Regions from separate parts of the Mus musculus genome. Here all the other regions are linked to region 1. The links are chromatin loops, found by intact Hi-C in ENCODE. Cell type or tissue: left cerebral cortex. All regions are shown on one strand. Region 1 holds the start of Hs2st1 (heparan sulfate 2-O-sulfotransferase 1). Region 2 overlaps Hs2st1 (heparan sulfate 2-O-sulfotransferase 1). Region 3 has its middle 47 kb from the start of Selenof.

What was found. Peaks named below come from ENCODE experiments on the same cell type or tissue, not always from the same donor. Only the 100,000 strongest peaks of a DNase experiment are listed, where the experiment ranks them.
Region 2: it touches region 1 in a loop (1.8-fold over the local background); 2 of 42 quality-filtered maps call a loop at or near these places.
Region 3: a loop joins it to region 1, with 2.3 times the contacts of the local background. A loop is called at or near these places in 15 of 42 quality-filtered maps.

Annotation. Positions count from the first base shown.
Region 1 is chr3:144,568,026-144,572,025 of GRCm38, forward strand. It overlaps Hs2st1 (heparan sulfate 2-O-sulfotransferase 1), which reads right to left and starts at 2,191. Exons shown (of 7, transcript NM_011828.4): 1 at 1,709-2,191. The coding sequence starts at 1,832. Selenof (selenoprotein F) reads left to right here and starts at 2,402. Exons shown (of 5, transcript NM_053102.2): 1 at 2,402-2,774. The coding sequence starts at 2,700. In left cerebral cortex, a CTCF peak has its summit at 2,075; DNase peaks (open chromatin) are centred at 958, 1,254, 1,790 and 2,360; H3K4me3 peaks cover 3,541 bases; H3K27ac peaks cover 2,342 bases.
Region 2 is chr3:144,478,462-144,482,461 of GRCm38, forward strand. All of the region lies in intron 1 of Hs2st1 (heparan sulfate 2-O-sulfotransferase 1), which reads right to left. Among named protein-coding and RNA genes, the nearest start is that of Gm43707, 32 kb to the right of the region's middle. In left cerebral cortex, a CTCF peak has its summit at 1,742 (motif pointing left); DNase peaks (open chromatin) are centred at 119 and 3,755.
Region 3 is chr3:144,614,959-144,618,958 of GRCm38, forward strand. No RefSeq gene overlaps it. Among named protein-coding and RNA genes, the nearest start is that of Selenof, 47 kb to the left of the region's middle. In left cerebral cortex, a CTCF peak has its summit at 2,282 (motif pointing left); DNase peaks (open chromatin) are centred at 2,268 and 2,773.

The sequences.
Region 1 (4,000 bases):
TGACAGGACTTTTTTTTTCCCATTTATGAAAACTATGAGGGTACGCATGGTTCTACCTGTGGTGTTCTATATCCTCAGCTATTCTGGTGGCGTCCACAAACAGCTTCCAAGCGCTGGAGAGGAAACTGTTAGGTCAGGAAGACAATAGGCACATTCAATCAGGTTGAGCCTCTACAGCTAGAGAATTCCAAAAGCCAATTGAAGAAATAGTAAATACAAGTGCTCATTTTAACAACTTTTAATTTATTGTAAGCTGAGTCACTTTCTTTCCTGTAAAACTGGATCATGAATGAGGCCAGACTCTGACTGTAAATGTTGTACAGATGAGCCACGTGAAAGGCAAAAGGAGATACTGTTCAACCTTCAATATTTAAACTGAATAACTTTTAGCACATAAAACCTTTCTAAATCCAGTACATACATTCAGTAGTTCTTCAAATTTCACTCTAGAAAGGAGGACTGGACTGCAAGTACCTTTGGCTTCTCTTTCACACGGAGCTGGACATCAATCAAACGATTCTTGCTTTTATAACACTATTCTTTAAAATGTGTTCAAGGCTTCCTTAAAATCTACCAAAAACTTGGAAATATCTACTATATATAAAATTTAAATTCTTTTCTGGTACTTCTTTTCTTGAAAATTAATCCGCACCCCCAAGCTGCATCTAGCTGTTCCTCAAGGTAACTTTAAATCGTGTTTAAGAAACAGGCAAGGTCAAAGTGTATGCAAAAGCTGTTTCCCATATTCAAATTACATTCTCTGAGCTGATTTTCAAGTGTCACATACATTTTTAAATCAAAACGCGTCAATGATTAAGTCCCTGTCTCCAGAGCACTTCCAAATACCAAAGTTCTCCACTATCCGGAAGCACCCGACTATCCGCGCTTTCGACTGCTGTTGCACAAGTTCGCACTCCAATTTTGTGTTTCAAGCACCCTTTTCCATTCGGGCACTGAGAGAGACGCTTTAAGAGACCCATATGGTTCACTCTCCCCACTCTTTTCCTTTCACAAGGTAAACCCTGCAATTCCAAACCCTCAACGTTCCCCTCTTGTACATGCAATCAGCCTAAACTTACGACCCCACTCTGAAGCCCAAATCAACCAGTTTAGCGTCACTCATAAAGAACTTCAGTCCCCCAGATGTCTCCTTTTCGTGCCATCATCGGCTCCGCTGTCCCACACCGCCAGCCTACCAAAGCTGTCAGTTCTAAGGTCCCTTACTGCCCTAGGCTCAGGCATGCCTGCCACTCACTACGGTGAGCCGCTTTCACTCCCCATCATTCCCGGAGTCTCCTTCCATTTCTACCCATCTCCCCGCGACGAATCTCCCCACGACCACCATCCCCAAAGGATCCTGTGCCCAGGTGCCCCTAATTCAAATTCCAGTCCCCATCTCTGCACATGACTGGGGCTTTGCAGAACGATTTGGAAGAGAAGAGAGAGGGAGCGTTTGTGTCCTCCAGCAGCACCAGCTCCAGGCAGACCTGGGTCCCCTCTCTCAGTGAAGGGCCGACGGGGCAGCCCTCTGGCCAGAGACCTCGCGCGTGCAGCTCATCAGCCCAGCTTCCCTCCCCGGTGGCGGGAGCTCGACGTGCCCGGGTCCCAGCTCTCGAGGTTCTCCGAGGCCCCCTGAGGAAGCCCACTTGCTATAGCCGGCAATGCCCACCCGCCAGCCCGGCCCCGGCGCACCGCTCGGCTGCCTCACCTAGCTTCGCCCGGGACTCCTCCAGCTTCTGGATCTGGTTCTCCAAGAAGAGCATCGCCACCGCGAAGGCCACCACCGCCAGCAGCTGCAACTTGGGCGGCATCATAATCCTGAGGAGCCCCATGAAACCCGCCGCTCGCGATCAAGACATACCGCGGGGGGCGGGGAGCGGGGCCCCGAGGGCGACCGAAGCGCCGGGAGGAGACCCCGACCCGGGAGCTGCGCGGACTGCCGCGCCGCAGCGACCCCCTCCTCCTCTCCGGTCTCCCGCCCGCGGGAGCCAGCGCCGGCCGCCTGGTGCACGCTTCTCCCCGGCCCACTCGACGGCCCTGGCGCCCTCCTGCCGCTGCCGCTGCCGCTGCCCCCTGGCTTCGGGACCCCACGGCCGCACGCCCTCTTCCCTCGCTTCCTCCCTTCCCTCCCTCGGTCGCTCGCGGCCGCGCGCTCCTCCGGTGGCGATGCGGCTGCGGCTGCGCCGCCCTCGGCCCGCCCCCTCCCCTCCCCCTCGGCCACCACGCGCACGCCTTGACGCACGCTGCCCGGCAACCAGAGGCTCCACCCCCATCCTCCGGTACAGTGGTGTTCATTGGTCCGAAGAGAGGCCGCTTCTCGCCCTTTCGGTTCGATTTACGGTTGGGTTCCTTGTCACGGGACTCAAGCAAGGCGTTGTCCGATTGGGTAAACTTGGAGGAGGCGGGGCTACTGATGGCCGAGCTGGGGCTTCGTGGATAGCCGATTGAATGTCGTGAATAAGAAGCCCCGGTGTGGGGAGTTTAGGAAAATGCCTAATTTGAATCTCTAAAAGAACCTGAGGACTGTTTAACAATCGATCACTTACAGGCTCCCATGGTCGCCTAACTAACACTCGTCTTTGTGGGATAATAGGCTTGTAGCAGTGGCCTTTCGCGGCGGGTTTCGCGTCAGGCAGTGCAGTGGACGTCCCCGGCACAGGGGTCCTCAGACCCCTGAAGATTGACGGCAGACCGCAGGGATGGCGGCAGGGCAGGGTGGGTGGCTGCGGCCCGCTCTGGGGCTGCGCTTGCTGCTGGCGACTGCGTTTCAAGCGGTGAGTGTGGACCGCCTCTGGGGCTGCCTCAAGGCTGGTCGGAGAGCGCGGATGTGGAAGGGCAAACCCGGGGCCACGCTTGGGAGCCGCCCGTGGAACGGGCTGCCTTAGCGGCCGCTTCCATCCGGAATGAAACGTGGCAGAATTCCAGCCGGAGCTCTAGAGACGATGGTTTCCTCGCTTCAGGCAGCTAGGATCGGTTTTTCAGAGCACAGAGGGTACATAGTCAGTAATGCTTAGAAAGGAGGGACGTTTCTTTGAGTGAGACACAAGTGAATGAAACTACCGCTGCTTACAAACTCCCAAACCTTAAAGGGTTTTGGTCCAGACAAGCGGTTTTCCTCGTTAACCAGACGACACGGGTTCTAAATCTCTGAAAGGAGTTAACCTGGTTTTGACTTACTTAGCTACTCATGAAGCAACTGTATTTTTGGTAAATTCCTCTATGGGAGTTTTCCACCCATATTTACATGTCTTTGTACTTAGGATACTTAAGTGATTTGTCCAAGATTTTGGAAAGTTAAAATTATACCGTAGGTCTCTAAATACTCTGTTCTTCATAGGTCTTATAGTTCACAAACGTTGTCTCTGCTTTTCTTACTTTGTCCAAAGAGTGGATTCTTAGCGTCTTACATTGCAATACAATGTTGTTTTGAAACATCTGGTACTTCAGAAAACACTTAGGGAACATCCCTTTAAACTTTTATACTGGAAACATAAGTAAATTGTTGGCTTTTCCCTCCCATTGTAGTCGTTTGAATGTGTTACCACTACCAAAAGTAACAAAGGAGTAATGTTTTCAAACTATCTTCAAAATCTCAGTAGGCTATGGCTTTGTAAATACCTGCCCCCACCCCCTTGCCAATCAATGTTTTTAAACAATTTAACCATCCTTTATGTTAGTGAAGCAGTTCCCTCATGGATGCACTGTTTGAGCTAGTTGGTGAATTTAACTAAAAACCCAAAGCTACTGTAGTTCTAGTCAGTGCCATTAACAGGGACCGCTCAGTTCTGCTGCTAACTCATCTCCCAGTAAATGACTGACTTCTTTTTCACAGCCGTCTCAGGACAATACTCCAAAAGAGCAGAAGCCTCTTAAGACCTTGCCATGGAGATCACAGATTCCCTCCTGGGAGACAAGGCTAAAAACAGAAAGCCAGATCCTCCCACTGTGTAAATAGATCCAAACTCCATCACATTAGACTTGTCAGAGTAAGTCCCCAGAC
Region 2 (4,000 bases), 90 kb before region 1:
TACTCGAACAGATGGAAATCATAAAGTGATATTTAGCTACAGATTTTCTGTCACACAGTTTTGCAAACTGAAAAGAAAAATCAACATTTGCAACCAACTAGAAACACAATCCTATCTAGTAAGCTAAAGCGATGGTAATGTGACTCAGACTATAAATGCCTTCATTGTAATGCTTTGCAGCCTTCTGCAGGAAGAGGAAAATGCTAAAGTGGAGCTTCCCAAGGTAAGTCTCGGGGTGATGGAGCAGACCTGGAGATCGGGCGATTCGAGGCATCTTAGTGCGGAAGCAGAGGCATCCTGCTGTCTGGATAGGAGAAATCTGGGTGCAGAGGAAGCTAATGGTGAGTGTTGGTAACTCCTGGGCACCTCAGGGAACGGGGAGAGGCAGAAGCAGCACCCTCGGATCAGGAAGGACGGTCTCCCTCCGCCTGCAGTGGCGCACGCTAGTGTCCTCTACCCCACAGTGAAGAAATGATGTTTTAAAGGCCCACTTCTACTTTCCTAAAGTGGGCAATGAGAGCTTAGTCAGATGGGGGCAGATGATAAATTGATGAGTGGCAAACTCAGCTAGGACTAGGAAAAACTAACCTTTAATTCACCTTAAAGACAAGTGTGGGAAAACTTTAGCTAAAATTATTTCTTGGATCTTTGTTTCCCTAACGTTACTGTTAAGGCACCTTTGTTGATCTTTAATATCACAAAAGTTAAAGATTTTGCCTGCAGTCTGTTTTTCTGTGTTCTAAAACGTGTTTTAAGGCAGGTGAGAGAGCATGGTCTTCACAAAAGCCAGAAATTACCCTTCTTGTTTCCCAACTGTGGGCACATCTTTGGGCGTCTGTGTGGTACTTCCAGAGAGAATAACTCGACTGAGACCTGTTCTGCATGTTCTGCATCTCTGTAAGCAGAGCCACCCGCATCGTGAGCTAGGTCCTGAGATGGATGGGGTGGGGAGGGAACTGAGCTCAGTGCCCCTCTCTGCCTCCTGACCCCTGACCCCACTCAGGGCAGCACCAACCTCATCTGCAGGCCACTCCCACTGCCACACCTTCCCTACCAGGACAGCCTGGGACAGCACAGGGAGCCAGAAGGAGCCCACTTTCTCCTAAGCTGCTCTTGGAAGTTATTCCCAACACTGTCTTACATCAGTTACTGTACAGAGTCGTCACCAGCACCTTAAACATACATGCCAGCTCCTCTGGAATCCTGACTGCCCCGGCACCTCCCTTCTGCTCCCATGCCTGCCCGGCATGCTGAGCCAATACTCACATCAGTTGTTTTATGAGTATAACAGAAAACCTACAGCACAATAAATGTAAGCAGAGGTGAGAAATTCCGCGCTTCTTGAAAATTTTGTTCTTGGTGCCTTGTGCTCTTAGTTTTATAGCTTTAGCCCAAAGATCAAACTTCCTCTCATGCTGATGATCAATTCTTCATCTCCCAGTTAACTTCTTTTACATTCTAGACTCTGAAGACATCTTAAATATACTAAATTATACAAAATGACCAAATTCCTAGGAAAATGTTGTATATATCGATCCCCCTCAAGGGAGAATGCTGGGAAAAAACAATAACCATCTGAGAAATTAATCTGATGTCAGAATCTCTACCAGCTGGGGCTGGAGAGATGGCTCAGTGGGTAAGAGCACTGACTGTTCTTCCAGAGGTCCTGAGTTCAATTCTCAGCAACCACATGGTGGCTTACAACCATCTGTAATGGGATACGATGCCCTCTTCTGGTGTGTCTGAAGACAGCTACAGTGTACTCATATACATGAAATAACTAAATAAGTAAATAAATCTTTAAAAAAAAATCTATACTAGCCACAGCAGCTAATTCTTCTCTAAAGAGGTGATCCAGATTTAATACATGGATTCACCTCATCTATCTTTGAATGAGTCAAACCATACAAGAAGGGGTGTGTGTATTTTATGAGGAATAATGCCATATTCCAACATCAGTAACTAGACTCATATAGTACAATGAAAGACTTATTATAAATACTGATATAATTCAATGAATGCAAACATACAAGTGCTTAGTGAAATTAGCAAATTAAATTCAATGTTAATAATAATAATAATAAGCCAAAATGAAGCAAAGTTTACTCTAGGAATGATGTTTACCCTAGGAATAATTTACTTATTGGAAAGTTGGTATAATTTACTACATTAACAGGTTAAGAGAAAACAGAGCCTCAAATAACAGTTCGATGCATACCAGAAATTTAGTCTGTATGAAACCAAATTTAGTAATGTTGTTTTCAGTTCTGCTCCTCATCCAGGTTTGAAAGAACCAGATACATAAACGTGACGTGAGGACTTGAAGTCATCTTCTCACAGCTGCAGCAGACCTTCATCCCCAGGGGATCCTCACCACACACAGACCCTGGCTTGTACTGCCACAGTCTGCAGAGTCTCTCTGCCTCCAGCTCTGTTACTTTCGAATACTCAGAGCTTTTTCGCATGCCTTCTCTTTCCAAAGAGCTTATTTCTAAAACATATTTCAATAGGTTCAATAAAAAGGGAAAAAAGTGAACCAGGAAAAAGAAAGCAACTGTCTATCCTAAAAGTGAACATATTTGCTATTAAACTCAAGGTTCGCAAGTGCCCGAGGCAGAAGGAAAACAAATCAATTTCCAGACACCCAAGTATCGATCTTTATAACCAAGATTGAGAAAATAGACCCTCAACGTCTATAAGGATTTTCCCAAAGAAAGCTCAGAGCTTTTTCATATGTCCAATTATATATAAAAATAAACAATGTCTTCAACGGGTTTACAGTAAATATAGTGCTTGCAATGACTGTAACTCTGAATAAGATGCACTGCTCATTTCCTTCAAATGTCCTAAAAATATTCCCACTAAGACATAGTGAAGAAATGCTCTGTTGAGTAATATAGATGTTATATAGATGTTCTGGAATGGTCATTTCACAAAATGGACAGTGACAGTGACAGAAAAGTCTGCTCTGAGTGAGGTGAAATACTGGTGGGAAGTGACCCTATAATTGAAGAAGCTGTGCGACACTCAACAGCATGGGGGTGGGGAAAGCTGTGAGGCACTGAGCAGCATGGGAGGGGGGAGAAGCTGTGAGACACTGAGAAGCATGGGAGGGGGGAGAAGCTGTGAGACACTGAGAAGCATGGGAGGGGGAGAAGCTGTGAGACACTGAGAAGCATGGGAGGGGGGAGAAGCTGTGAGACACTGAGAAGAATGGGAGGGGGAGAAGCTGTGAGACACTGAGCAGCATAGGAGGGGGGAGAAGCTGTGAGACACTGAGAAGCATAGGAGGGGGGAGAAGCTGTGAGACACTGAGAAGCATGGGAGGGGGGAGGAGCTGTGAGACACTGAGCAGCATGGGAGGGGGGAGAAGCTGTGAGACACTGAGCAGCATGGGAGGGGGGAGAAGCTGTGAGACACTGAGCAGCATCACTGGCCGCTTCACGCTCAGAGCATTGCAAGGTATACTGTGGTAGGAGGAATCAATTAGTTATGACTGAATGACTGAACACACCGAAGGAAAACTCTGGTAATCATGTTACTATGCAGATTTAAAAATGATTGAGTCAGATTTCAGGCTGACCCTCCTCAGCTCCTGAGACAAATCCCTTCTAGGTATGCTTTCCTCTCCAATATCACACATAAGAAACTTAGACCATCAATTTGTAAGCACGCATCTTAGACCTAGATCTGTCATCCTGACAAACTACCTCTGGTTCTGGACAGCAGTCCTACTACAGAGAATTCTGTCTACTCACTTGGAGAGGGCGCTCAGCACGCTGCTGAGATTTAAACTGTGTTGATCCTGTTAGCTAAGACAGATGGAGCAGGATGCCAGGCCTTGACTCTATTCCCCATGAGCAAATGGAAGGATGGAAGGGAGAGGAGACAGACATGCTCATATGGCCAAGCCTTTCAAGGAGTAGTAAGAATTCTGGGGCCACATTTTTGATAAAGAAGTCAATGCTTGCTAAACAGAAATCTGACTTCATATGAAGGA
Region 3 (4,000 bases), 47 kb after region 1:
TGCACCCTACCCCACGCCTGCTCTGCTTCTCTGGGGAGATTTAGTGGCAGTTATGTTTCAACTTCCTTGGCAGGATCACGCGCCCTCAAACACGAGCCACTGCAGAATAGACTTAGAGCAAGAATGGCTGCCCCGAAAGTTTCCACTTGGTGATAGGAGTGATAAATTAGTCTCTTTACCATTAGGTAATCTGTAACATGCCAGATTAATTAAGGTCATATTTTATCAAATTGAAGCTTGTATCAGAGCCCTTTCCAATGTTGTGATATAAATCTCAAACTGGCCTAATCCGGAAAGGAAGTGAGCAGCAGCCCTAACTGAAGAGTCCAGTGGTGTCTGGCTTTCCATACAGCCTCAGAGAAGAGAGATCATTAGCCCATTGCCTGACTTTTTTATAAGATTAATTTTTATTTTTACTTATGAATGTGTGTCTCCCACATGTATGTGGGTACCTGCAGAGGCCAGAAAGGGTGCAGTATTCCTTGGATATGGGATTATCAACTTCCTGATGTGGGTTCTGGGAACTGAACCCAGGCCCTATGGAAAAGCATTCCGCCCTGAGCCATCTCTCCGGGCCCCATCAAGTGCTCCTGTAAATAGTTTTAGTGGCACGAAGCCACGTAACTTCTTTACACAGTGTCTAAGGCCGCTCTCAAGCCATAATGCGTTGGGTCCTCGCAGGAATGATCTGATATATTTATGATCCTGCCTTTTCCAGTAAAAGCTTGCCAGCCCCTGGCTCCAGGGCTCGGATGATGTCATCAGGATTCTCAAGCCATCCATTGACTACATACAGTCTTTCTCCCGGGTGACCTTGCTCTCAGCTTCTTTCAGTTCTGATATTCCTTCCTGCAAATAGCCTCAGTTGAAAGATCATTTCTTTTCTGGTAACTCTTTGAAAAGCCCTTGAAGTGACTCTCATTGGCTATTTGGATGAGATACTCATCCTTCGATTGATGATCAACAGGGAGGAGGAATTATCCCACACGGCTTGCTCTGAGTTATCTGTCTAGCCCTGGTGGGGTTGGGGCCAGCCACATCCAGGACACATGGAGAGAGAATGATGGAGTGACCCTCCCAAAGGCAAAACAACAACAACAGCAACTAGCATCTCCGGGATGAAACCTCTCCTCCACCTCAAGGCTGGACACAGTCTAATCTTGGACAGTTCTCAGGATGTGTTAATGAGACTTGTGTGTGTGTGTGTGATCTCAGACCCCAAGGCAGTCCTAGTAATGACAATGACCTGTTATTGATGAGTTTTGATGCCAGACTACAGTAAGCATTTAATTAGAATTATCTTATTTATTCTCCAGACAACTATAAACTAGGTGTTTTTAACTTCTACTTTACAAATGAGAGGTTTAATAAAGGCCTGCTCGGAGGAAGCGGGGTGCTAAACAGCAAGCAATGGTGCAGCTTTATTGCGATTATTGTTATTAGAACGGCAGCAGAAGTCGTTTGTATCTGACCAACCTGAAATCAAGTCCTGGCTCTGTTCTCAACCCTAGGATTCACAGCTAGACAGTAAGTTACAAAAAGAGAAGGATCATGTTTGTCCTCAACCCTGGTCTTGTCAGTATGTCCCCAGTAGGCACACAGTAAAACACCCTCACAAACTTATATTAATGAGTTACAATCTCTAAGCCTGAAATTTTAAATGTGAAATATGCAAAATACATACACACACATAACTCTGGAAGAGATTTCATGATAGAGCACACACCGAACACTTGGGTTGGTGCCGGGTGTTATTTGCTGGCCCTCAATAAGTGTCCAATAAGTAGCAACAATTGCAGCGATTTTTCGAATACTTAACCACACCCTGTAATGCACAGATTGGCTCATCTGATTCTCAAGCCCCTGCCTCCACACTACAAGTGAACTGAGTCTGTATTCTTCCTTTGTCCTGAGTACTGAGGGTGTGTCCCGCCCTCTCACCAGTGAATCCAACTCTTTCTATTAACTCCCAGGACTCTGAGGCATTTCATTCAAGTTCTGCGAAATGATGGCTTCTCCTTTTCTCTCCTGCATTATTGGAAGAAATAAAAGCATCTTTCTTCAAAAACACAATGAAGACTTTTCTCTCAGCCCTCCTTCTCTTTCCCCCATTATTTCCAGAGAGCAAGGTTGGGTTGTAGGAGGCTCTGTTGCCTGGCAGGAGGCTGTAATTCACAGAGAGCCAACAGCTGGAGCCAGCCAGGCCCTGGCCTCACCAGCCCTCCCTCCCTGCTCCAGTAGGCTCTTCTTTCCCAGAATTGCCTGCTGCCATCTGCTGGCCATATGATGTCACTGCACTGATATCTCCTAAGTGTCTGAAGGAGCCTTCTTTCGGCTTCCCAGTATCTTCAGGATCCTCTGGTAGACAGTGCTTTCAGGGGGCATCTGGTAGACAGACAGTGCTAGCAGGGAGGGCAACAGAGAGTTTCGAGGTAAGGTGCTTGGGCCAACATGGCTGGGAAGAAGAAACTCACAGCTCAAACGAGGGAAGCTCAAACCATGAATCCTCCTTCCCTCTGACAAACACGCTTTCTTGCTCAGAGCCACCTGTTTGTTATCCCCAACCCATCTCCCACCCAACAGCACCCTGTTATTCTCTCAGCCACACCAGTAGCTCAAATAAGCTGTATTGCCACAGCAATCATACTACTTAATTTTTTTTCAAATAGTTTCCTGTGGAAAAGTTACAAGAATAGTTACAAAGAATTGCCCTACATCCTTCTTCCAGCCAAGTCCACTTAAGATTTTCCGGTGGAATCGGCAGCTTTTTATAAGCAGAGGATTCAAGCCAGGATCACACATTTTTTCTGCTTCCCATGAGTCTCAACGTCTTCCTCATTTGGAACATTCCTGACTTCTGCTTCTATTTTAGACTTCGGGATAGATGCTGACATTGTAAGCAGTTCCAGCCAGAGCTGTAGAGTGCCTTCAGTCCGTCTGATGCTGGCTAGTCAGCTTATGCATTATCAGCTAACACGTTAACACGTTAACCAGTCATTTCACGGCACTGACTCTGGTGACCCACGCTGTTTCCTGTGGTATGGCTTTGGATCACTTTGATGTGATTGTCTGTGTGTATGTCTGTGAATGGCACCCTAGGAGGTCAGAGGAAGTTGTCAGTCCCCTGGAACTGGAGCTACACATGGTTGTGAGCCACTGTGTGGGTGCCTGGAATTGAACTTGGGTCATCTGGAAGAACAGCCGGTGCTCTTGACCACTGAGTCATCTCCTGGCCCCATCAGCTTGGTTTTTATAATACAGTGCAGGACTACCACGTGCCAGGGGAATGGTGTCTCAAACAGTGGGCTCTCCAACTTCAACTAACAATTAAGATCATACCCTACAGACATGCCCCTAGGTCAGTCCAATACAGAGCAATCCTCCAGGTCCTTGGGTGAGAGTTCCTCTCAGCTGACTCTAGGGTGTGTCAGAGCTAACTACTTAAAGCTAACGGATAAAACTAACTAGGATGTTAGTCTTGCCATAGCTCGTGGCCCTGCTGGACCACTGCCTCTTCTGCTTGGCCTCGCCTGATACCTTTTTCAGACAGTTAGGGGAGGGGGTAAAAGGGAGAAAATGAAAAAAATACTGTGTTTTAAGAATAGAAAAAGGATGCCGGGTGTGGTGACACACGCCTTTAATCCCAGCACTTGAGAGGCAGAGGCAGGCAGATTTCTGAGTTTGAGGCCAGCCTGGTCTACAGAGTGAGTTCCAGGACAGCCAGGGCTACACAGAGAAACCCTGTCCCGAAAAACCAAGAAAAAAAAAAGAGAATAGAAAAATGTGCCCATTCTTGCCACTATTGTCGATCATGTGACATACAATTAATACCATGGATTACTGGAGGTACGATCTCCACAGACATGTCCACCTCGAGAAGACAATGACCGTGGCTCATCGTGGATTGTAGCTCCAGGGCCTAATGCAATGGCTGCTGCACTACTTCCTGTCTTCCCAACCACAGCATCAGGTCCGCAGAGCCTGGCTTTTGTGTGGGTTC